Regions from separate parts of the Homo sapiens genome. Here region 2 is linked to region 1. A link is a loop called in an ENCODE intact Hi-C map of the cell type or tissue named here. Cell type or tissue: Caco-2. All regions are shown on one strand. Links, peaks and the distances in the headings refer to the core of each region. The heading gives the core; the rest is flanking DNA.

Region 1 (11,312 bases), core at 1,042-9,041:
GTCAGGGCAACAATTTTCAGTGATGCTCAAGGCATTTTGCTTGTTGACTTTCTGGAAGGCCAAAGAACAGTGACATATGCTTATTACGAGTGTTTTGAGAGAATCACAGCTTTAGGAGAAAAATGCCCAAGAAAGCTCCACCAGAGAGTTCTCTATCATGACAATGATCCTGCTCATTCCTCTCATCAAACAAGGTCAATTTTGCGAGTTTCAATGGGAAATCACTAGGTATCCACCTTACAGTCCTGATTTGGCTCCTTATGACTTCTTTTTGTTTCCTAATCTTAAGAAATTATTTAAAGGAGACCCGTTTTTCTCCATTTAATAATGTAAAAAAGACTGCCTTGACATGGTTAAATTCCCAGGATCCTCAGTTCTTTGGAGATGGACAAAATGGACGATATCATCACTTACAAAAGTGTCTTGACCTTGATAGAACTTGAGAGAAATAAAGTTTATATTTTTTATTCTTGTCTTTTAATTTCATTTTCCCACAAACTTTTAAAAGTCCCTTATATTTGTTTTTAATTTAAAAGCCTCTTTTATATGTGCTTTACTTTTCCTCAAATGATACATCAATAGTATTATACATATATGAATAAAATTTGGTAAATAATGGTTATTTAAATTATTCTCATTATAAGTTCTAGAAAACAGAAGGAGTTAATTTTAATTTTATGATGTAGTCCATTATTTCCAAAACTATGCTATTATCTGGGAGCATTTCGACCACCAGAAACATTTGAAATATCAGAACACTTCCTCTCTGCCAATGCTTCTGTGTTGCTCAGTGATAAGACAACAGTGGAGGCTAGTTGTCAGTCTCCATAAATGTAAAAGAATGGTTTGACTGTGCTGACATTCTAAAGGGTAGGTGGCTCCTGGTCTGGGCCCAGCAGGGCTGCTGCCCCCTGGCTGTAAGGGTCCTGGCCAGAGCTGGACTGAGCTTAGCTGTTCAAGGCAATGAGAGGTTGGTACAGGCTGGGATTCCTCTTCACCAGCGCATCTGGCTTACTGGGCCCTCAGATTCTTCATTTGGGGTAAAAAGCCTGCCCCAGTGTCATCACCATCTGTACAATGCGTGTGCTAAAGGCCTCAGGGCAGCCTGGGCGAAGCGCTGGGGTGTCTGCAGCTTGAGGACTAGGGGTTGGGATGCCATGCTGAGCCAGGATCAAGCCTGCCCAGGGATAGATATGCACACCTTATAGGTAAAAAGCAAGGCTGGATCCTCAGGGTGATATAGTGAGCAGTCCTAGGACCTGAGGTTCAGACCAGGTCCACCTTGCAGTGTGAAAGGCCAGGTGAGCCTGACCAGGCTGGGCCTGGTCCGTAACTGTGGTCATTGTGGACCGAACACACTCTGGCATCTTCAGGGAAACCTGAACAGAGATTCTGGGGTCAGGGGGAACAAGGTTTGAAGCAGGCTCTAGAATCTTCAGGCCATGCGACTTCTGAAAAGCTGTGGAACCTCACTGAGCCCCAGTTTCCCTAGCTGTTACAAGGGAATGAAGATGGACCGTGCCTTGCAGTGAGCTTGGGAGGGATATGGTAGACAGAAAGGGTCTAGCTAGTGCCTAGGACCTAGCAAGTGCTCAGCAATGGATAGTGCTTCACATCAGCCTTCTCCAGGGGCACAGAACTGAGCTGGCCTCTGTGGACAAATGAGGATGAGACAGTTAGAACAGCCCTGAAAAAAGATGAAGACTGTTCCTGTCAGACCAGGCCTTTGGGAAGCAGGGGAAGTACAGGAGAATTCATGCAGATACAGCCTTGGAGACACAGAGAATTAAAATTATGCCTCCCGTCCTATCTTGGCACCTGATACAAAGCAGCTCTCCGTGAATGAGGAATGAATGAACAGGGAGAGTGATGTGTGACATTTATTTGCCCATCCTTCAATTGGCTGCAGTTTTTAATTCAGCCAGTAGAGGGCAGAGGTGGCTCGCGCATTCCCTGTGGACAGAGGAGGGGGTTCCAGGGAGTTCTGTGTGTTCCCATGGGGGATAATAAGCCTCAGGGCTCAGGGACCCCCATCCCTCACCAGGAGGCCGTTCAGAGCCCCCGAGAGATCAAGACTCTCCCCAGCTTTCCATCTCTCTGAACAGGGCAGGCCAGTTGGGACAGACACTCTGACCAGGTTTCCGGGGGCCTTGGTGTGCCTGCGCCCCATCTTGTCTCAGGGACTGCTCTGCCTTTCTCCTTTGTTCGGGGCGGGGGGACCTTTTTTGTTTTTTTTTTGAAACAGAGTTTCGCTCTGTTGCCCAGGCTGGAGTTCAGTGACGCAATCTCGGTTCACTGCAACCTCCACCTCCCGGGTTCAAGCAATTCTCCTGTCTCAGCCTCCGAGTAGCTGGGATTACAGGCACCCCCCGCCACCTTGCCTGGCTAATTTTTGTATTTTTAGTGGAGATGGGGTTTCGCCATGTTGTCCAGGCTGATTTCGAACTCCTGACTTCAGGTGATCCGCCCGCCTCGGCCTCCCAAAGTGCTGGGATTACAGGCATGAGCCACTGTGCACAGCCTTTTGGGGAGTACTTTTCTTAGGCGGAAAGGATAATGCACATGAGTGCTTATCCCATGCCGTTCCTGCAACCAGTGTCTGTCAGCTGGGAGCTAGCTGTTTATGCCTGTTTTACAGACGTAAGAACTGAGGCCCATTGCAGGGTCACCGTTATCAATAAGGAGCAGAGCCTGGTTAAGCATGGAGTGAAATTTTGTGTGAATATGCGTTCTTTGTATTTCCCCTGCCCCTTGGCTTGGATGCTAATGGCTGGTTACCTTGATGAAGGAAGGAAAAGGGTGGCTGGCTCTTCCTCCGGTGGTAGAGAGAGGGATGGCTGCCATCAGGCTCCACTGACCCAGAAACAGTTTTTTGGGGGGCCAAAATGCTCCTCTTTTTGGGAGAGGGTTGTGGGATTGGATGCCAACCTTTGCATGGCACCTTGAAGAGCCTTTCTGCTTGAGGACACTAGCCCATGTCCCGCCTGTGGCAGAGACTCCCACCTCCCAGGGCGCTGTAATGCTCTGTTTAAGACTGACCTGTCTACCTTGACTACAGTGGACCTGTAGGTGGGTGCAGGCCTCATGACAGATGCAGCAAAGCCACATCAAAGTGTAGATCAGCTCTCTGCTGGCCTCTTGCTTCCCTCCAGCTCAGTAGTGGGTTTCTGCGTTAGTGCACTGCTCCCTTCTCTGGTTCATTTTTTTTTTTTTTTTTGAGATGGAGTCTTGCTCTGTCACCCAAGCTGGAATGCAGTGACGCAATCTCGGCTCACTGCAACCTCCGCCTCCTGGATTCAAGTGATTCTCCTGCCTCAGCCTCCTGAGTAGCTGAGATTACAGGCACACACTACCATGCCCAGCTAATTTTTGTATTTTTAGTACAGACAGGATTTTGCCATGTTGGCCAGGCTGGTCTTGAGCCCCTGACCTCAGGTGATCCACCTGCTTCAGCCTCCCAGAATGCTAGGATTATAGGTGTGAGCCACCGCGCCTGGCCCCCAGGTTCATATTTATCCCTAACATGTGTCCTCGAGTAGCTGTGTGCTACTGGGCCCTATAGGGAAGAGCCAGCTGGCCCTGTCCTATCTTCCACAGGTCATATGAGCTGAGGCTCTTAATCCTCCTCCTTCTACACTCCTGTTGTTCCTAGGACCAGGATGGATGCCGATAGGGATTTCATACAGATTCCTTGTTTGTCCTGTGGATGTTTGCAGGGCCATGGGCAGACAGAGCCAGGGCAGTGGGCACAGCCCCAAGAAGAGTGATGCTGGGTTACCTGGATGAGGCTTTGTGGTGGGAGCAGACATGGCTAGTGGCCAGTGTCTCCGCTGTGGTCACTTGCCATAGTTGCACTCCAGCAGGCCCAAAGGTCCTTTGTGAAGGTCCCTCCAGGCCTGGCTTCTGTCTCATGGCCTTGCGTAGTGTGTGGTCCACAGCACAGTCCATGACCCTTGGGAATATCCATCCCAAGGGTATATGTATAACACAAAAGATGGCAGCAATAAGCCCAAATATTTCTGTTATCCTTATCAATGTGAACTAATTAAACTCATAAATTAGAAGTAGAAACGGGGTTTCACCATGTTGGCCAGGCTGGTCTCAAACTCCTGACCTCAGGTAATCCACCTGCCTCGGCCTCTCCAAGTGCTGGAATTAAAGGTGTGAGTCACTGTGCCCAGCCAATTTTATTCTTTTAGTTTTCAGATGTTTGGCCAGGTGTCTGAGCACCCTGCATTGAGATGCTTCCTTTGTCCCATTCTCTATTTCTGTATGGATTTCTGTCTACATCTGGACTTGCTCTTCTATTATATTTATCTGTCTGTCCATACATACACATTTACTACACTGTTTTAATAAATGAAGCTTCATAACTGAATTGCCTTTAATAAATGGTACCAGCTCCAATACCAATTATAGCAGAAAACATGGTCCCCTGTATTAGGTATTTGAGAGCAAGATGGATGATCTGGGTGCTCGAGCTGAGAGAATTTCTTTCCCTATGCCAGGCCTCCTTTTTACTCTTAGAGGCAGGTACCCCATTTTATAGATACAGAAAGTGAGGTGAGGTCAAGGAAGGTCAGTTCCCAACTGTGCCAGCTCTGAATTTTGCAGGGTTTAGGAGCACCCAACCTCATATGCCTATTTGTGGATGAGAAAACTGGTTCTGGGTGGAGATAGAGACATGTGGAAAAGACAGATCTGATGATGCATTATCACTCAACCACTCACTCATTCACCACTTCACCCCAGCACAGACTGACCGTGTGCTAAGGCCAAGCCCTGCACTGGGGCAGAGAAGGGGCTGCTCCGTCCCCTGGGATCTCACGGTGGGCTGGAGGGAAAGGCGAGGAAGCACTGAGGGACAGGAGGGAGGAACTGTGGTGGGAATAGAGGGAGGAACGGGGCTGTGGGCCCCCACAGTGGGGCCTCATGGTCTTAGCCTGGGCCCCCCTTCCAATGCTGAAAGTAGGGCAGGTGCCCAGGACTTTGCAGCAGGAGGACTATTTCGAAAAGTGAATCCAGGGAGCAGAGTGAGGGTCTGGGAAAGTAAAGGAGGAGAAAAAAGCTAAGGGTATACTGTAGAGATGACCACATTGAAGGCAACTGAGGCTTAACCCAGTGTGATCTCTAGGACAGCATCTAGAAAGTGCATCATGGCCAGGCGCGGTGGCTCACGCCTGTAATTCCAGCACCTTGGGAGGCTGAGGCAGGCAGATCACCCGAGGTCAGGAGTCTGAGACCAGCCTGACCAATACGGTGAAACCCCGTCTCTACTAAAAATAGAAAAATTAGCTGGGCATGGTAGCGGGTGCCTGTAATCCCAGCTACTCGGGAGGCTGAGGTGGGAGAATTGCTTGAACCCAGGAGGCGGAGGGGGCAGTGAGCCGAGATCACACCACTGCACTCCACCCTGGGTGACAGAGCGAGATACTGTCTTAAGAAAAAAAAAGAAAGAAAGAAAAAGAAAGAAGGAAAGAAAGTGCATCAGACTGTGCATGTCTCTCTCTCAGTGAAAAAGGGAGAAGCATTTAACTCCATGTTCCTGTCTCCATTGGTTGAGGGCTGTCCTGTGGGAACAGGGCAGGAATCCACCCGGGGTATGTGGATCTGGTGACAGCCAGCATGTGTGGACTGTTTGCCAGAGCTGTGGCTGGAATCTGGAGCCAGGTGAGAACAGATGAGGCTGGACAAAGGGTCTCAGCCTGGTTCCCAGGTATGGGACTTGACAGCCACCTAGCTGGCCAGGATGGGAAATGCAGCAGGGACCAGGCAGCGAGGGAGGCTGCTGGGATCCCCACCCCACAGAGGAGGCAAACCTGAGACAGGGCAGCCCTTTCCCCTGGAAGTCCTTGCTTCAGGGACAGACCCAGAGGCTCCACACAGCAACCCAGCCACAAGGGAGGCCTGCGTGTCCCCATGTGATGGGCTTTCATGGCGCTGGGCCTTAAGGAGGTCACAGCCTTGGAGTGCAAGAACTCCCATGGCTCCTGAGTCCCAGGACTACCTGCCTTTGCTGTCCCCTCACCCAGGCCATCTGCCCCCCTCCACCTCCTGCAGGCTCACCCTTTTGTTCCCTGCTTTCTCTTTCTCTGCTTCTCTCTGCCTCCCTCTTTGTCCTTCCTTTCTCTCTGTGACCCTGTCCTCAACAACTCTTTCCCTACCTCTATTGTGCTGTTTCTCTGTGATTCTCTCCAGCCTCCTCTCCCTGTCTCAGTCCTCTCCATCTCTCTTGTTTCCTGTCTTCATTCCTCTCTTCTCTGTCTTTTTTTCTCTGCCTTTCCCTCCGTGTGTGGATCACTGGCCAGCTCTCTGGACATCTCCCTCCCTCCAACTCCCTTGGTTCTCACTGTGGGTCCTTCTGTCTTTGTCTCTTCCAGCTTTCCTTTTCTCCCCCTGGGCCCAAATCAACTTCTCTCCATGACTCCATCCTCCCATCTCCATCTCTCTCTCTCTCTCTCCTCACCTTCCACCTTCTCTCTCTCTCCCTTCTCTCTTTCTCTCACTGTTTCAACCCCTCTCTCTCTATCCTCCTTGTCTTTCTCCTTCTCTCTGTCCTTCCCCTCCCTCTCTCATCCCTTCTCTCTCTTCTCTCTGCCTGTCTCATCCTCTGACTGAACTCACCCCTGCGTTCTCTACTCCTCTCCAGTCCTGCTCAGTGAGCCTCTCACCACCGACCTCTGCCTATCACACAATTTAAAAATTACAGGAAGATGGTGGGGGGCACAGGACTTATGGAGAAATGTCTACACCCAGCTCAACTTCCCTTAGAGCTGCCTGGAGTTGGTTCTACCGAGGGCAGCTGGCTCAGTGGGGAATGGGCTCTGACAAACCCTGAGTCTCTGCGAGGCCCCTCACAGGCTCCACAGCCACTGCTGGGCCCCCTTCTATTCCCTGTCAGAAGTTGGCCACCTCATGGGGATGTATTACTGTCTATCTGCTCACAAGGCACCACTGGCAGTCACTAGGAGCACAGTGACTCTTTCTAGAATGAATGAGCACAACCTCCACCCGTGGCTGGATACAGGATATTCCCCCACCCCAGAAGCCCCCCTCGGACCCTTCCCAGTCAACACTACCCAAAGGGTAACCCTGCTTCTGTGTCCAGCAAGGCAGTATCTGCCTGAGTTTGAATAGTGTATGAGGAGTCACACCTGGTATACCCTGGGGTGTGAACTGGTCCTCCAGGAAGCGGACACCCAGAAAGATAGGACTGCAAATGTTTCTAAAGGGAAACACTGGAAATGAGAGAGAGAGGAGGAAGCATGGGACATGGAGCATCAAATATGGTAGAGACTTTTCCAAGATATCATGGCCCAGGAGACTCTTCAAATTTCAAAATTATCCTGTAAGGTAAAAAGATTTCGGTTTATTTCCAGGTGACCTTCTTTTGCCCAATATACATTTTGTCTTCTATGAAATATCTGTGCCCCTGCTGAATACTTCTGTGTGTGGCCATATCTGTGTCTGTATGTCATGGAGAATAATTATCCACAGATCACAGATACAAATCTCAGAGTTTAACTGTGTATGCATTTTTAGGATCTCTTCATCTCGTAAGGATCTGAATTCTAATCTTGGAGACAGGGGCTTTCCCTTATCTTTTGAAAGAGAAACTGGAAATCCCAGAGCCTGAGCTGCTACACCCTAAGGTTTATTAAATGAACTTCAATGAACACCTTTTGCTGATCTTCTGAGTGGAAATATTTTCATTTAACCAGCGGGAGGGGTGAGGCTCTACCATCTACCAGCTATTTTGCAAGATGCCTTCCTTATGAGCTTGGTCTCCCTGTCCTCACCATGACCTCATAATCGCATCATTCCCAGCTCATTTCTGAGAAAGCTGGGGCTCTGAGCTCTACTGAGAGTTGGTGTCTGGGCTTAGGCAGCAAAGACACAGGGAAGGGGAAGCATTTTGCCTGCCAAGGTTGGGAGATGCAAAGCTGAGAGTTGTGGGTGGGAAGGAGAGGGTGCAGGAGATCAGAGTAGGTCACAGCAGCTCAGGATTGGCCTTGAGTTTCCAGCCAGAGTTGGCCTCATTCTGAAGGCCAAGGCCGCAGCTCCACTGAACCAGACCCATCCTCATTGTTAGTCTCCTTAGGCCGTGAAAACTCAGGGAGACAGGTTCCCCTGACAGAACCAAGTTAAAATTTTCAGACCTCTAGGCATTCATTCACCCCGATCTAGAGCCTTCATGCACCCAGGGAAAGAATCATCTTCCTACCGATAATGGACTAAAGGCTGTAGGGCAACAAGGAAGTGCTGGGGTGGTAATTTCCTGTGCACAATGTGGTATCTGAGCTCCCATGGCAGCTCTGTGTGGCCCTCACCGCAGCCTCCATGCTCCTGCTCACGCTGCTTGCCTGGCTAGGAGCAGCCTTCCAGCTCTACCTGAGTTCAACAACCCCCCATGTCACACCTCCCTGCTTCAGCTTTCTCTTCCACAGCCTCCTGTTTACTCCCAGGAGATTCTGTCTCCTCCTTCTGCACCCTGTGTCCCTTCACTTGTGTTTCCATTGGGCTGGTCAGAAGCTCTGTGCCCTTCAGTGTGGGTCTCTCTGCTGCAGCACACAGGATGCCCTGCCAGCCAGGGATGGGTCTCATCCCTCACAGAGCTGGCCATATGGCCCAGGTTCCACACAAGCCTGCAAAACTTGTATTTCTAGCTTCTATAAATAACCTCTGGCTGGGCACAGTGGCTCACACTTGTAATCTCAGCACTTTGGGAGGCCAAAGTGGGCAGATGGCATGGCTCCAGGAGCTTGAGGCCAGCCTGAGCAACATGGTGAAACGTGGTCTCTACAAAAAGTTAAAAAATAAAAATAGCCAAGCATGGTGTTGCACACCTGTAGTCCCAGCTACTCTGGAGGCTGAGGTGGAAGGATCACCTGAGCCCTGGAGACGGAGGTTGCAGTGAGCCAGGAGTGCACCCCTGCACCCCAGCCTTGGTGACAGAGCAAGACTCTGCCCCCACCCCTTAAAATGAAAAAAAACTCTTTCCTCATCTACAGAAGATACCTTCTGCCAAGGTCATGATGAGGAAATAATGCAACTGACTTGTACTCTCAGAAACTTGAGCAAAGTGACCACATCCTCAGCCAGTGCAAAGCCCTGCAGTACAATCTGTAACATTTCTATTCATTCAGAAAGGGAAAGATGAATCCATTTTGCAACTCAGTTCATACTGTTCAGATAAATATACCAAGTAGTACATGTGGAGGTCGTGGTCGAGGTCCTACAGGCAACAATGGGTAGGGGAGCTGGTTGAGGTCCTGGAGGAGTTCAGATAGCAGAGGCCAGCCAAGTGGAGGAGGTGGCAGATGTACTAGAGGAGACCCTGGTGGAGGAAGTGGCTGAAGTCCCAGGGACCACAAATGGAGATTATTGAAGTAACCGAGGAGATTCATGTGAAGGTGGTTATTGAGGGGCCAGACGCCACCCAGGTAGAAGGGGTGGCTGAGGATCCAGAGGTTACTAAGTGGAGATGTAGTCGGAGGTCCCAGAGGCCTCACAGAACAAAAAGGTAAATGATGTCCTAGAGGAAGGCAGCTATAAAAGATGGATGAGGTCCTGGAGGGAAGACACATGCTGGACGTGGATGAGGTCTGGGAGGACCAAGAGCTGTAGGAGGTGGATGAGGTCCCGGAAGACAGACACATGTAGCATGTTGATGAGGTCCCAGAAGACTTACAGCTCCAGGAGGTGGATGAGGTCCCAGAGGACCAACAGCTGCAGGAGGTGGATGAGGTCCCAGAAGACCTACAGCTGCAGGGTGTGGATGAAGTCCCAGAGGACCAACAGCTGCAGGAGGTGAATGAGGTCCCGGAAGACCAACAGCTGCAAAAGGTGGATGAGGTCCCGGAGGACCACCAGCTGCAGGAGGTGGATGAGGTTCCGGAGGACCACCAGCTTCGAGAGGTGGATGAGGTCCCGGAGGACCGACAGCTGCAGGAGGTGAATGAGGTCCCGGAGGACTGACAGCTGCAGGAGGTGGATGAGGTCAGATGCATGCCGTGGGTCAATGAGGTCATGGAGGACCAACAGGTGCAGCAGGTGATTGAGGTCCTGGAGGATTGACAGCCGCAGGTGGTGGATGAGGTCCGGAAAGACAGGCAGCTGCAGTAGGTGGATGAGGTCCTGGAGGACTGACAGCTGCAGGAGCTGGATAAGGCCCCAGAGAACAATCGAGTGGAGGAGGTGGTTAAGTTTTCAGGGGACTCTCTAGTGCAGGAGGTGGCTGAGTTCCCAGAGGACAGTCGAGTGGAGGTGGTTGAATTCCCAGAGGACTCTCCAGTGGAGGAGTTTGTTGAGGTCCCAGAAAACCTTCAGATGGAGGGAGTGTTTGAGTTCCCAGACAACACCCAGGTAGAGGAGGCGGCTGGCAGCCCATCAATGGTCCTGAAGGGCCAGCCATGACATCGGGCAAGTAGGGCCATTCTGAGAAAGGATGAGGCTTCCCTGTAGCCACATTGACCTACAAGTCAGGAGGAGAAAATGTTTTGAAATATATGAATATGATGGACACAAAAACACCAAAACCAACACAAGCTGCACCTTATGCCTCAGGTGATAGTCCCTTGCACCTTTCCCTCCTCCAGGTTTCAAAATGGCAGCATCAATGCCATAAAGTGTCCCTTCAACTGAGTCCTTCCAACAGCAGGGGAGTGAAGAAAAGTCGTGGGGACAAACTGCTATCCCCACACGCCACTCTGTCTGCAAATGTACGCAGGCTGGGGCCTGTCCCTGGGAAGACAGAGTCATAACCCAGTAATAAAGAAGCATGTTTCTGACACAGGGGTGTCTATGTCTATCCTAATTCCTCCCTCACCATCATCACCGGAGCATGTTCCTTGCATCAGATAAACAGAGAGAAACAGAAGCATGAAAAGCCCATTGTCCACACATGAGTCACAGCTACTCTTAAGAGAATGGCCTCCAGGCTTTTCATGTGCTGTCTCTGATTCTCAGAAATCTACAAGGTCAGTGTGACCACCCTGCTCCAAATCTAAGAAAATAGAGGCTCCAGAGGAAGGAGAAATTTCACCTAGCATCACACAGCTTGCAAGAAGCAGAGTGGAAGTCGATTCCAGCTCTGCCTGCAAGACCCTCTCGTCCCCCTTCTGCTTCCCTTCTTGACAAACGGTCTTCTCTACTTTGGAAGCGCCATCCATGGGCACAAAGAGCTATGGGGAGATGGGGATTCCTGAAGAGCTACAGGGGAACTGGGAGAGGGTTTTCTGACGGAATAATCTTACCTAGAGATAGCAGTTTGGCACGGTTATCATATTTCTTTAACTTCTAGGTAATACCAA
Region 2 (11,312 bases), core at 1,073-9,072, 130 kb before region 1:
TTAACTCTCTTCGGCCTACAGACAGCAAAGGAGAATGATATTCAATGGAAAAATTCAATGTTCTCAGGCTACTCAAAACTTCCTGTTAAAAAAGAAAAAAACTATGCAAAAAAAACTTCCTGTGATTTGTCTATGATTTCTTATTTTAAGGATGAAAAAAATAAAACCCAGGGAGAGTAAGCACTTCCCCAAAGTCACCAGCAATCTCCTGCTAGAGCCAGGCTACTGCTGAGGTCTCCTGGCTCCCTGCCCAGAGCTCTAGTCACCATAACACACTTGCTTAGCTTTAAACTCAATTTGCTTATTTGAGGCAAAACTAAAAGAAGACACAATTTCTTTTTGTTGTTATTGTTTTTGAGACACAGTCTTGCTCTGTTGCCCAGGCTGGAGTGCAGTGGCACGATCTTGGCTCCCTGCAACCTCTCTCTCCTGGGTTCAAGCAATTCTCCTGTCTCAGCCCCTCGAGTAGCTGGAGTTACAGGCATGCGCCACCACACCCAGCTAATTTTTGTATTTTTTTTTTTAGTAGAGATGAGGTTTCGCCATGTTGGTCAGACTGGTCTTGAGCTCCTGACCTCAGGTGATCTGCCCACCTTGGCCTTCCAAAGTGCTGGGATTACAGGCATGAGCCACCGTGCCCAGCCAGAAGGCACAATTTCAAAGTCTCTGAATATATTTGAGCATTTCCATAGACAGATGGCTCCTCCAGCCTCTCCCTTTGCATTACGAGTTTGAGGCTGCTTGGTGGAATGAAGAAAGGATTGACTTTGAAGCCGGCTGGGCCCTTTCAAAGCCTTGGGCTTTGACTCTTGGCAAAATCACTTTCTCTCTCTAGCCCTAGGACTGTTGTCTGTAAAATGGTACCATTACCTGCCTGGCAGGGCTGTTGTGTTCCTGCTTATTTTTGGAGCTCAATTCTAATGTCACTTTCAGTGTTCCCTGACCTTCTATCTAAAGTGGTCTCTCTAGAGGACTTCTGATTTCAATTCTGATATATGAAAAGGTTAGAAGCGCTCTCATCCTTACAAGAAAAATACGGGAAACTGGAAAATCAATGACTTTCTCTGGATCTATCAGAAAACTGGGTTTGGAGGCCAAATCTCCATCTGGGTTCTGGAGAGAAAGGCTCTTCCAAGAAGTCCAGCTGAGATCTCCTTACCTGGAGCAGAAGCCAGCTCAGTGATGCCTCAGAACGGATGGTCCGAACTTACAATGGTTCAACTTACAATTTTTTGATTTTATAATGGTGTGAAAATGACACACATTCAGTAGAAACCATACTTTGAATTTTGATCTTTTCTAGGGCCAGTGATATGTGGCACAATGCTCTCTTGCAGTGCTGGGCTAATGTAAGTGTTCTGAACATACTTAAAGTAGTGTAGGCTAAGTTGTGATGTTTGGTAGATTAGATGTATAAAATACATCTTCAACTTACGATATTTTCAACTGATGATGGGTTTATTGGGACATAACGGCATCATGAGTCCAGAAGCATCTGTAGTAATTCTGATGAATTACTGCAGGTAGTGTGTGGATTAGTGTGAGAAGGACAAACATCTACAGCTGCAGTCTTAGTGGTGGCCCCCACACTTTTTTTTTTTCCTCTGAGACGGAGTCTTGCTCTGTCACCCAGGCTGGAGTGCAGTGGCGCGATCTCGGCTCACTGCAAGCTCCGCCTCCCGGGTTCACGCCATTCTCCTGCCTCAGCCTCCTGAGTAGCTGGGACTACAGGCGCCTGCCACCAGACCCAGCTAATTCTTTGTATTTTTAGTAGAGACGGAGTTTCACCATGTTAGCCAGGATGGTCTCGATCTCCTGACCTCGTGATCGCCCCGCCTCGGCCTCCCAAAGTGCTGGGATTACAGGCATGAGCCACCGCGCCCGGCTGGCCCCCACACTTTCATGGACTTTATTTTCAAGAAACACACAAGGTACCGCTGGTGAAGACTTGAGGAAGTTCCCCTTATGGTTTAGTGGTTCTTGAAGTGGAGAAGAAGAGTAATGCCCGTGAAATATGCCCAGAATATTTTACATAACAGAGATCTAATCTTCAGAGGAAAAGACTCTGGCAGAGGCTGATCTCAGTTGGGAAAAGAACATTCATTCCACTCAGTTGGGAAAAGAACATTCTAACATTCCATAACGTTAGAAGAAACATTAGTTTCCTCTAACCTTTCTGTCTCACTTAAGGGGGAAAAACATAGTCAACAGGAATCAAGACTTCAGGAAAATAAGCTAGAAGTGTTGCAGCCAGGGGAGTATGGAGAAATACTTGAGAAAGTCATGCCAGCATTATCTTACTAGCCAAACTAAATAAAGACTAAATAAAGACTTTACAAGAAAGGAAAACTATAGCCAATATAGCCAACTATAGCCCAATATCTTTTATGAACATAGACACAAAAGTCCTCCACAAAAAAGTAGCAAATAGAATGAATGCTTTCTCTATAGTATCTGGATCAAGGCAAGGATATCCTTCTCATCACTCCTATTCGACATTATACTGAAAGTCCTAGCTACTGCAATAAGAAAGAAAAAGAAAATAAAATGAATACATATTTAAATTGGAGAGACAAACTGTCTTTATTTGCAGATGACATGATTGTCTATGAAAAAAATCTTGAAGAATCTACCAAACACAAAAACAAAAAAACTCTTGAAACTAATAAGTGAGTACAGCAAGGTGAATATACAAAAGATTGCTTTTTTATATACCAGCCATGTACAAATGGAATTTGAAATAAAAAATTCCATTTATAATTGCACCAAAAATACTTAAGTATAAAAATCTAACAAAATATGTATAGGATCTACATGTGCAAAAGTACAAAATACTGATGAACTAAGTCAAAGATGGTTTAAATAAATGGAGACCTATTTCCGTCTCATGGATTAAAACAGTAACAAGCCAGGCACTGTGGCTTTTGGCTGTAATCCCAGCTACTCAGGAGTCTGAAGTGGGAGGATTACTTGAGGCCAGGAGTTCGAGACCAGCCTGGGTAACATAGTGAGACTCCGTATCTAAGAAATTGAAAAATTAGCTGGGTGTGGTGGCTCATGCCTGGAGTCCCAACTACTCGGGAGGCTGAGGCAGGAGAATCTGTTGAGCCCAGGAGTTTGAGGCTGCAGTGAGCTATGATCATACCGCTGCACTCCAGCTAGGGCAACAGAACAAGACCCTGTCTCTGAAAAAAGAAAGAAGGCCTGGTGCAATGGCTCATGCCTGTAATCCCAAACTTTTGGGAGGCCAAAGTGGGAGGATTGCTTGAAGCCAGGAATTGGAGACCAGGCTGTGAAACAATGTGAGACTCCATCTCTAAAAAATTGAAAAATTAGCCAGTCGTAGTTCCAACTACTCAGGAGGCTGAGGTGGGAGGATCACTTGAAGCCGAGAGTTTGAGGCTTCAGTCAACTATGATCGTACTACTGCACTCCAGCCTGGGCCTTGTATCAAAAAAAAAAAAAAAAAGGGAACAAAGAAAGACTCAATATTATTAAAATATTAATTATTCCCAACTTGAACTATAGATTCAATGCAATCCCAATCAGAATCCCAGAAAGCTATTTTGTAGATATCAACAAATAGATTCTAAAGTTTATATGAAAGGAAAAGACTTCAAATAACCAACACAACACTGAAGAAGAAAAAAGTTGAAGTAGTAATACCACCAATTTCTTTTTTTTTTCTTTTTTCTTTTTTTTTTTTTTGTTTTGAGGCAGAGTCTTGCTCTGTAGCCCAGGCTGGAGTGCAGTGGCGTGATCTCAGCTCACTGCAAGCTCCGCCTCCCAGGTTCACGCCATTCTCCTGCCTCAGCCTCCCATAATACCACCAATTTCAAGGATTACATGAAGCTATAGTAATCAAGACAGTGTGGTATTGGTTAAATAGATATATAGGTCACAAAAATATGGTCGACTGATCCTTGACAAATGCACAAAGGCCATTCACTGCAGAAAGGATGATCTTTTCTTTTCTTTCTTTCTTTTTTTTTTTTTTTTTGAGATGGAGTCTTGCTCTGTCACCCAGGCTGGAGTGCGGTGGCACGATCTCGGCTCACTGCAAACTCCGCCTCCCAGGTTGACGCCATTCTCCTGCCTCAGCCTCCTGAGTAGCTGGGACTACAGGCGCCTGCCACCACGCCCGGCTAATTTTTTGTATTTTTAGTAGAGATGGGGTTTCACCGTGTTAGCCAGGATGGTCTCGATCTCCTGACCTCCTGATCCGCCCGCCTCAGCCTCCCAAAGTGCTGGGATTACAGGCGTGAGCCACCACGCCCGGCCTGATCTTTTCAACAAATAGTGGTAAACAATTGGATGCACAGATGTAAAAAATGAACCTAAATACACACCTTGCACCTTTCACAAAAATTAACTCAAAATGAATATAGACCTAACCGTGAAACAATGTGGCTTCTCCCTGTGGCCCTTTATTTTCTTCATAGTACTTACCACACTCTGGACTTATTTTCATATAGTACTTCAAATTTATTTGTTCTATTGCTTATTATCTCTCTTTCCAGCTACTCTGTAAGCTCCAGAGGGATGGCTGTGTCTGGTAAGTGCTCAATACATAACCATTATTATTTTCAAGTTGCCCCTTGGTTTACTTAGACTATCTTAGCATAATTATTGAGAAATATGGAGGCCAAAGCAGGGGTGATTTACACAAGATTAAGTACTAAGTAAATCCCCATAAAAAGAAACACAAAAAGGAAACATTTCTACAGGTTATGGAAGATCTGATTGTCTAGGCTGACTCTTTGTATAAGCAGAAACATGGACCTGACCTCAGGATCCCTGCTGAAAGTCCTGCTGCAATTAATAACCATCCATTTCAAATGGTAGTTACCAGGGGCTGGGATGGGAGTGGAGGTTGGGAAGATGTTGGTCAATGGATATAAAATTTCAGTTAGATTGGAGAATAAATTCAGAGATTTGTTGTACAACGTGGTGACTAAAGTTAAAAACAATGTATTGTACACTTGAAAATGGTTAACATTTTTAGTGTGCATGCCACAAAAAATGATAAGTATGTTAGGTAATGCACATGTTAAACATATTGTACATTATATATATATATATACATATACGTATAGTTTTTATTTGTCAATTTAAAAAACAAGCAAAAGGCCAGGTGTAGTGGCTCACACCTGTAATCTCAGCACTTTGGGAGGCCGAGGTGAGTGGATCACCTGAGGTCAGGAGTTCGAGATCAGCCTGACTAACAAGGTGAAACCCCTTCTCTACTAAAAATACAAAAATTTGCCGGGCGTGGTGGCGGGTGCCTGTAATCTCAGCTACTCAGGAGGCTGAGGCAGGAGAATCACTTGAATCCAGGGGGTGGAGGTTCCAGTGAGCCGAGATCACGCCATTGCACTCCAGCCTGGGCAACAGAGTGAGAATCTGCCCCAAAACAAAAAAACAAAAACAAACAAAAAAAACTACCTATTTCAGATGAAAATTTGTGAAGTGCTGGTGCCACCACATGGCTGTGGGAGGAAAACCAGCTGGGGCTTTTGTTAATGCAGAGAAAAAAACAGTAGAGGTGGCAGGAAATTGTCCCTTAGCAGCGACAACTACAACTTTAAAATTACACAGGTCTAGCACAGCAACAACAATCATGACAGCAGCAGCAGCCAATGCTGATGCCATCGGGAGTCCCTGTGGTCCAGGCATGCTAATTCTATGTGCTCTATGTGAATTATCTCATTTAAGTGTCACAGGGAGTAGTGGAAGTTGGAGATGGATGTTCATGGGTGGGAGAACCAGAGACTGACTTCCTGAGTTTGAGATGCGTGATGAAGGTCTATGCCTGGAAGGAAAGTCAGAAGCATTTAGCTAATGACTGTTATATTCGTGATCATAATATAGCCATGAGCAATGGTAATGGTAATTACAATAATGAACCCGAGGGCAATTTTATGACAAGAGAACAGTTTCAATAGGTTCTCCTTCCTGCATTTGAGTAGAGTAATAGTTTATTTAGAATTATATTCAGTTAGATAATCAGATAAACCGAAGAATGTGGTAGTGTCTCTCATTTCCCTCCAGGAGACTGACTTTCCCATCAAATTGTAGATACAGAAGCTGCAAATGTGAGCCTCACAAATACCAGCAGGTTTAAGAGACCAAGGAGAGAAAAAAAAAAAGAAACACAAAAGTGTTACTTTTAATACATTTACTCTGCCCAGCATATGAATGCAACCCCAAGATTTGCAGTCACCTAACAATCTCAACAACCAGAGAGGTCAATTTTCCTCCTAGAGTGAGGACAGGTAGAGAAAATAACCAGAGAGTTCCCTCCATTACTCTTCCATCCTGGAGGCTGGCAAGGAAGAATCCTGTTGAAACACAAAAACTATTAGATGGGACTCTAGCACACCATGTTAACAGTCACGATGAAAGCCAGAGTGACAAATATACATTTCCTACTTTTGAAAATGAAGAAGTTGAGCTGTCCAGATTCATATTGATAAGTTTTGCTTAAAAAATTAATTTTTCCCAAATGAAAAAACATATTTTTATTTTATATGGGATTCATGATCTTTATAAAAAATTTTATGATACAGAAAAGCATGACAAAATACAAATTCAATAGTAATCCTGTCCTCAAATGACCATCTTTCCAGATAGTTCTCTGTGGATAGACACACCAGTACACACAAACACACACCCTGATATTATAAATTTGTATCTTTCTACATTATTGCTTTTAATGGATACATAATGGCCATAGTGGAACATTTCCATGATGAATCCCAGTAATGTCGTTTGTTCTATCTACCTACCTATCTGATTTGTGTAAGAAATTAAGCGCAGACATACCTCATTGTATTGTGTTTTGCTTTGCTCTGTTTTGCAGATACTGCATTTTGTTTAAATATTAAAGGTCTGGCCGGGCACAGTGGCTCATGCCCGTAATCCTAGCAATTTGGGAGGCTGAGGCAGGCGGATTGTCTGAGCTCAGGAGTTCAAGACCAGCCTGGCCAACATGGTGAAACCTTGTCTCTACTAAAAATACAAAAAATTAGCCAGGCGTGATGGTGCATGCCTGTAATCCCAGCTACTCGGGAGGCTGAGGCACGAGAATTGCTTGAACCCAGAGGTGGAGGTTGCAGTGAGCCGAGATCATGCCACTGTACTCCAGCCTGGGCAACACAGCAAGACTCTGTCTCAAAAAAAAAAAAAAATTAGCAGGGTGTGGTAGCGCATGCCTGTAATCCCAGCTACTAGGGAGGCTGAGGCAACAGAATCACTTGAACTTGGCAGGCAGAGGTTGCAGTGAGCTGAGATAGCACCACTGCATTCCAGCCTGGGCGACAGAGTGAGACTCCACCTCAATAAAATAAATAAATAAATAAATAAATAAATAAATAAATAAATAAATATTAAGGTCTGTGGCAACCCTGTGTTGTGCAAATCTATGGGTGCCATTTTTTTCCAACAGCATGTGCCCACTTTGTGTCTCTGTGTTATATTTTGATAATTCCCACAATATTTCAGACTCGTTCATTATTATTATATCTGTTATAGGAATCTACAATCAGTGATCTCTGATGTTACTTTGTAATTATCTACAATTACACCCATATAAGATGGTGAACTCAACCAATAAATACTGTGTGTGTGACGGTGAACTCAATCAACAAATACTGTGTATGTTCTGACTGCTCCACCAACACACCATTCCTTCATCTCTCTCCCTCTCCTCATGCCTTCCTATTCCCCAAGACACAACAATATTGAAATTAGGCCAATTAATAACTGTACAATGGCCTCTAAATGTTCAAGTGAAAAGAAGAGTCACGTGTTTCTCACTTTAAGTCAAGAGCTAGTTATGGGCTGGGCATGGTGACTCACGCTTGTAATCCCAGCACTTTGGGAGGCCAAGGCAGGCAGATCACTTGAGGCCAGGAGTTCGAGACTAGCCTGACCAACATGGTGAAACCCTGTGGCTACTAAACATATAAAAATTAGCTGGACGTGGTGGTGCCTGTAGTCCCAGCTACTCAGGAGGCTGAGGCACAAGAATTGCTTGCTTGAACCTGGGAGGTGGAGGTTGCAGTGAGCTGAGATCACCCCACTGCACTCTAGCCTGGGCCACAGAGCGAGACCCTGTCTCAAAAAAAAAAAAAAAAAAGTAGTAATGGTTAGGCTTAGTGAGGAAGGCATGTCGAAAGCCAAGACAGGCCGAAAGCTACGCCTCTTGTGCCAAACAGCCAAGTTGTGAATGCAAAGGAAAGTTTATGGAAGGAAAGTAAAAGTGCTGCTCCAGTAAACACACAAATGATAAGAAAGCGAATATGGAGAAAGCTTTAGTGGTCTGGATGGAAGATCAAACCAACCACAATATTCCCTTAAGCCAAAGCCTAGTCCAGAGCAAGGCTCTACCTCTCTTCAATTCTGTAAAGGCTGAGAGAGATGAATAAGCTGCAGAAGAAAAGTTTGAAGCTAGCAGAGGCTGGTTTATGGAAAGAGGCCATCTCCATAACATAAAAGTGCAGAGTGAAGCAGCAAGTGCTGATATAGAAGCTGCAGCAAGCTATCCAGAAAATAATTGAAAATAATTATCCTGGGATAATTGATGATGGTGGCTACACTAAACAACAGATTTTCAATGTAGATGAAATAGCCTTCTATAAGAAGAAGATGCCGTCCAAGACTTTCATGGCTACGGAGGAGAAGTCAATGCCTGGCTTCAAAGCTTCAAAGGACAGGCTGACTCTCTTGTTAGAGTCTAATGCATCTGGTGATGTTAAGTTGAAGCCAACACTCATTTATCATTCTGAAAATCCTAGGGGCCTTAAGAATGATGCTAGATCTACTCTGCCTGTGTTTATCAGTGGAACAACAAAGCCTGGATAGCACATCTGTTTATAGCATGGTTTGCTGAATGTTTTAAGCCCACTTTTGAGACATACCGCTCAGATGAAAAGATTTCTTTCTTTTTTTTCTTTTTTTGAGACTGAGTTTCACTCTTGTTGCCCAGGCTGGAGTGCAATGGCACCATCCTGGCTCACTACAACCTCCGCCTCCCGGGTTCAAATGATTCTCCTTACTCAGTCTCCTGAGTAGCTGGGATTATAGGCATGTGCCACCATGCCCAGCTAATATTTTTGTATTTTTACTAGAGACAGGGTTTCACCATGGTCTCGAACTCCTGGTCAGGCTGGTCTCGAACTCCTGACCTCAGGTGATCCACCCACTTCAGTCTCTCAAAGTGCTGGTATTACAGGTGTGAGCCACTGTACCCAGCCAAAAAGATTTATTTCAAAATATTACTGCTCACTGACAATGCCTCTCATCACCTGAGAGCGCTGGTGAAAATGTATAAGGAGGTAAATGTTGTTTCTACGCCTGCTAACACAACATCCATTCTGTAGCCCATGGATCAAGGAGTAATTTTGACTTTCAAGTCTTATTATTTAAGAAATACATTTTGTAAGGCTATAGCTTCCATGGATAGTGATTCCTCTTATAGATCCAAGCAAAGTAAATTAAAAACCTCTGGAAAGTTTTCGCCATTCTACATGCCATCCAGAACATTTATGATTCATGAACATTGTGATCACTGTTGAAATGACAACAAAGATTTTCACTATTCCACAAACTTAGTTGATAAAGCAGTGGCAGTGTTCGAAAGGATTGACTCCAATTTTGAAAGAAGTTCTACTGTGGATGAAATGTGGCAAACTTCACTGTTCTCTTAAGAAATTGCCATAGCCACCCCAGCCTTCAGCAACTACCACCCTGATCAGTCAGCAACCATCAATGTTAAGGCAAGACCCACCACCAGCAAAAAGATTTACAATTCGGAGAAGATTCACATGATTGTTAGCATTTTTTAGCAAAAAAAGTATTTTAAAATTACATATGCATATTTTTTTGAAGACATAATGCTATTGCACGCTTAATAGACTACAATATAGCATAAACATAATTTTTACATGCACTGGGAAACCAAAAACTGTGCGTGACTGGCTTTATTGCCTTATTTGCTTCATTGCAGTGAACTTGCAGTATCTCCGAGGTATGACTGTACCAAATCAAAGCACTCTTTTTGTAATCAGCCCTCAAAATTGTCAGTCCATGTTTGTGCGTTCTTGCTTTTGTTCTGGGAGGTTGTTTTAGGAAATGTTTAGATCTTTGTTTTAAGAAAAGGTCAGATGCTAAGCAGATTGGAAGCTGGGGTAGAAAACCACAAGATTCTGAAGTTCATTCTGCCAGTAATATAAAAGGAAACCCTTAGAGGCAATGTCAGCAGGCAGGGCTTAGTAAAGTTCACCGAACTTGGAGCTCCTCCCCTGCATATCTGTCCCTCATCTCTCTGATACTGCTCCCTAGCGGTGAGGGCGGATGGTCGAGGTTGGTCCCAGCAACCTCCTGGTATGTCAATGTTTTCCTTCTCCCTTAGGTACTTAAAGGATACTATTTAGGCAGGAGGAAAAGATACCTTTAAAAAGAGAAGCTTGCTTTCTAGTCATGTAGATGCTGAGTCTAATAAAAGTTTCGATTTTTTACTTTTTATTTTTTTTGAGACAGAGTCTCGCTCTGTTGCCTAGGCTGCAGTGCAGTGGCATGATCTTGGCTCACTGCAACCCCCACCTCCGGGATTCAAGCAACTCTCCTGCTTCAGCCTCCTGAGTAGCTGGGACTACAGGCGTGCGCCACCATGCCCAGTTAATTTTTGGATTTTTTGTAGAGACAGGGCTTCACCATGTTGGCCAGGCTGATTTCAAACTCCCGCCTCAGCCTCCCAAAGTGCTGGGATTACAGGCGTGAGCCACTGCACCTGGTCCATCAGTTTTTTATTCTTGTTTTGTCTCCATTCTTCATTGAGCGAAGGGGCTATACCCTCTCATTTATTCTTTAGATAGCTTTGTTGCCAACTGCTTTTTTGTCTGGAGTTTCTAAAGTTTGATGCATATTTAGACCTGATACTTTGTTATAGTTTTGAATGACAATATGTTGAAAAGTAGCTCCTTAGATAGTTTTGCCATCATTCTTCATGTCTAAAGAATATTATTAGTTGGATGTGGTGGTGTGCACCTGCAGTCCTCAGCTACTTGGAGGATCTGAGGTGGGAAGATCACTTGAGCCGAGGAGGTTGAGGCGGCAGTAAGCCTCGATCACCTACTGCACTCCAGCCTGTCTCTAAAAAAATTAAGAATATCACTTCCCTATAGTGGAAAAATTATAGTTAAATATAGAATAACCACTTTCAGGAAGGAATTTGGTTTAATTCCAGGCAGAGCAACTCAATTTTTACTAAGAGCCTCTAGGGAACTTGTCTCTTGTGATGAAACTTGTGA

The links. A loop is a pair of places that touch in the nucleus more often than their neighbours do. Peaks named below come from ENCODE experiments on the same cell type or tissue, not always from the same donor. Only the 100,000 strongest peaks of a DNase experiment are listed, where the experiment ranks them.
Region 2: it touches region 1 in a loop (8-fold over the local background); 3 of 110 quality-filtered maps call a loop at or near these places.

The regions. Positions count from the first base shown.
Region 1 is chr10:80,251,446-80,262,757 of GRCh38, reverse strand. It overlaps LOC100130698 (a long non-coding RNA gene), which reads right to left. Exons shown (of 6, transcript NR_136612.1): 6 at 7,350-10,474. Among named protein-coding and RNA genes, the nearest start is that of MAT1A, 33 kb to the left of the region's middle. RefSeq lists a silencer at 2,951-3,245 and enhancers at 5,405-5,905, 5,906-6,406, 8,872-8,991. In Caco-2, for the core only: a CTCF peak has its summit at 1,931 (motif pointing right); DNase peaks (open chromatin) are centred at 3,236 and 5,727.
Region 2 is chr10:80,377,399-80,388,710 of GRCh38, reverse strand. No RefSeq gene overlaps it. Among named protein-coding and RNA genes, the nearest start is that of PRXL2A, 25 kb to the left of the region's middle. In Caco-2, for the core only: a CTCF peak has its summit at 5,457; a DNase peak (open chromatin) is centred at 5,480.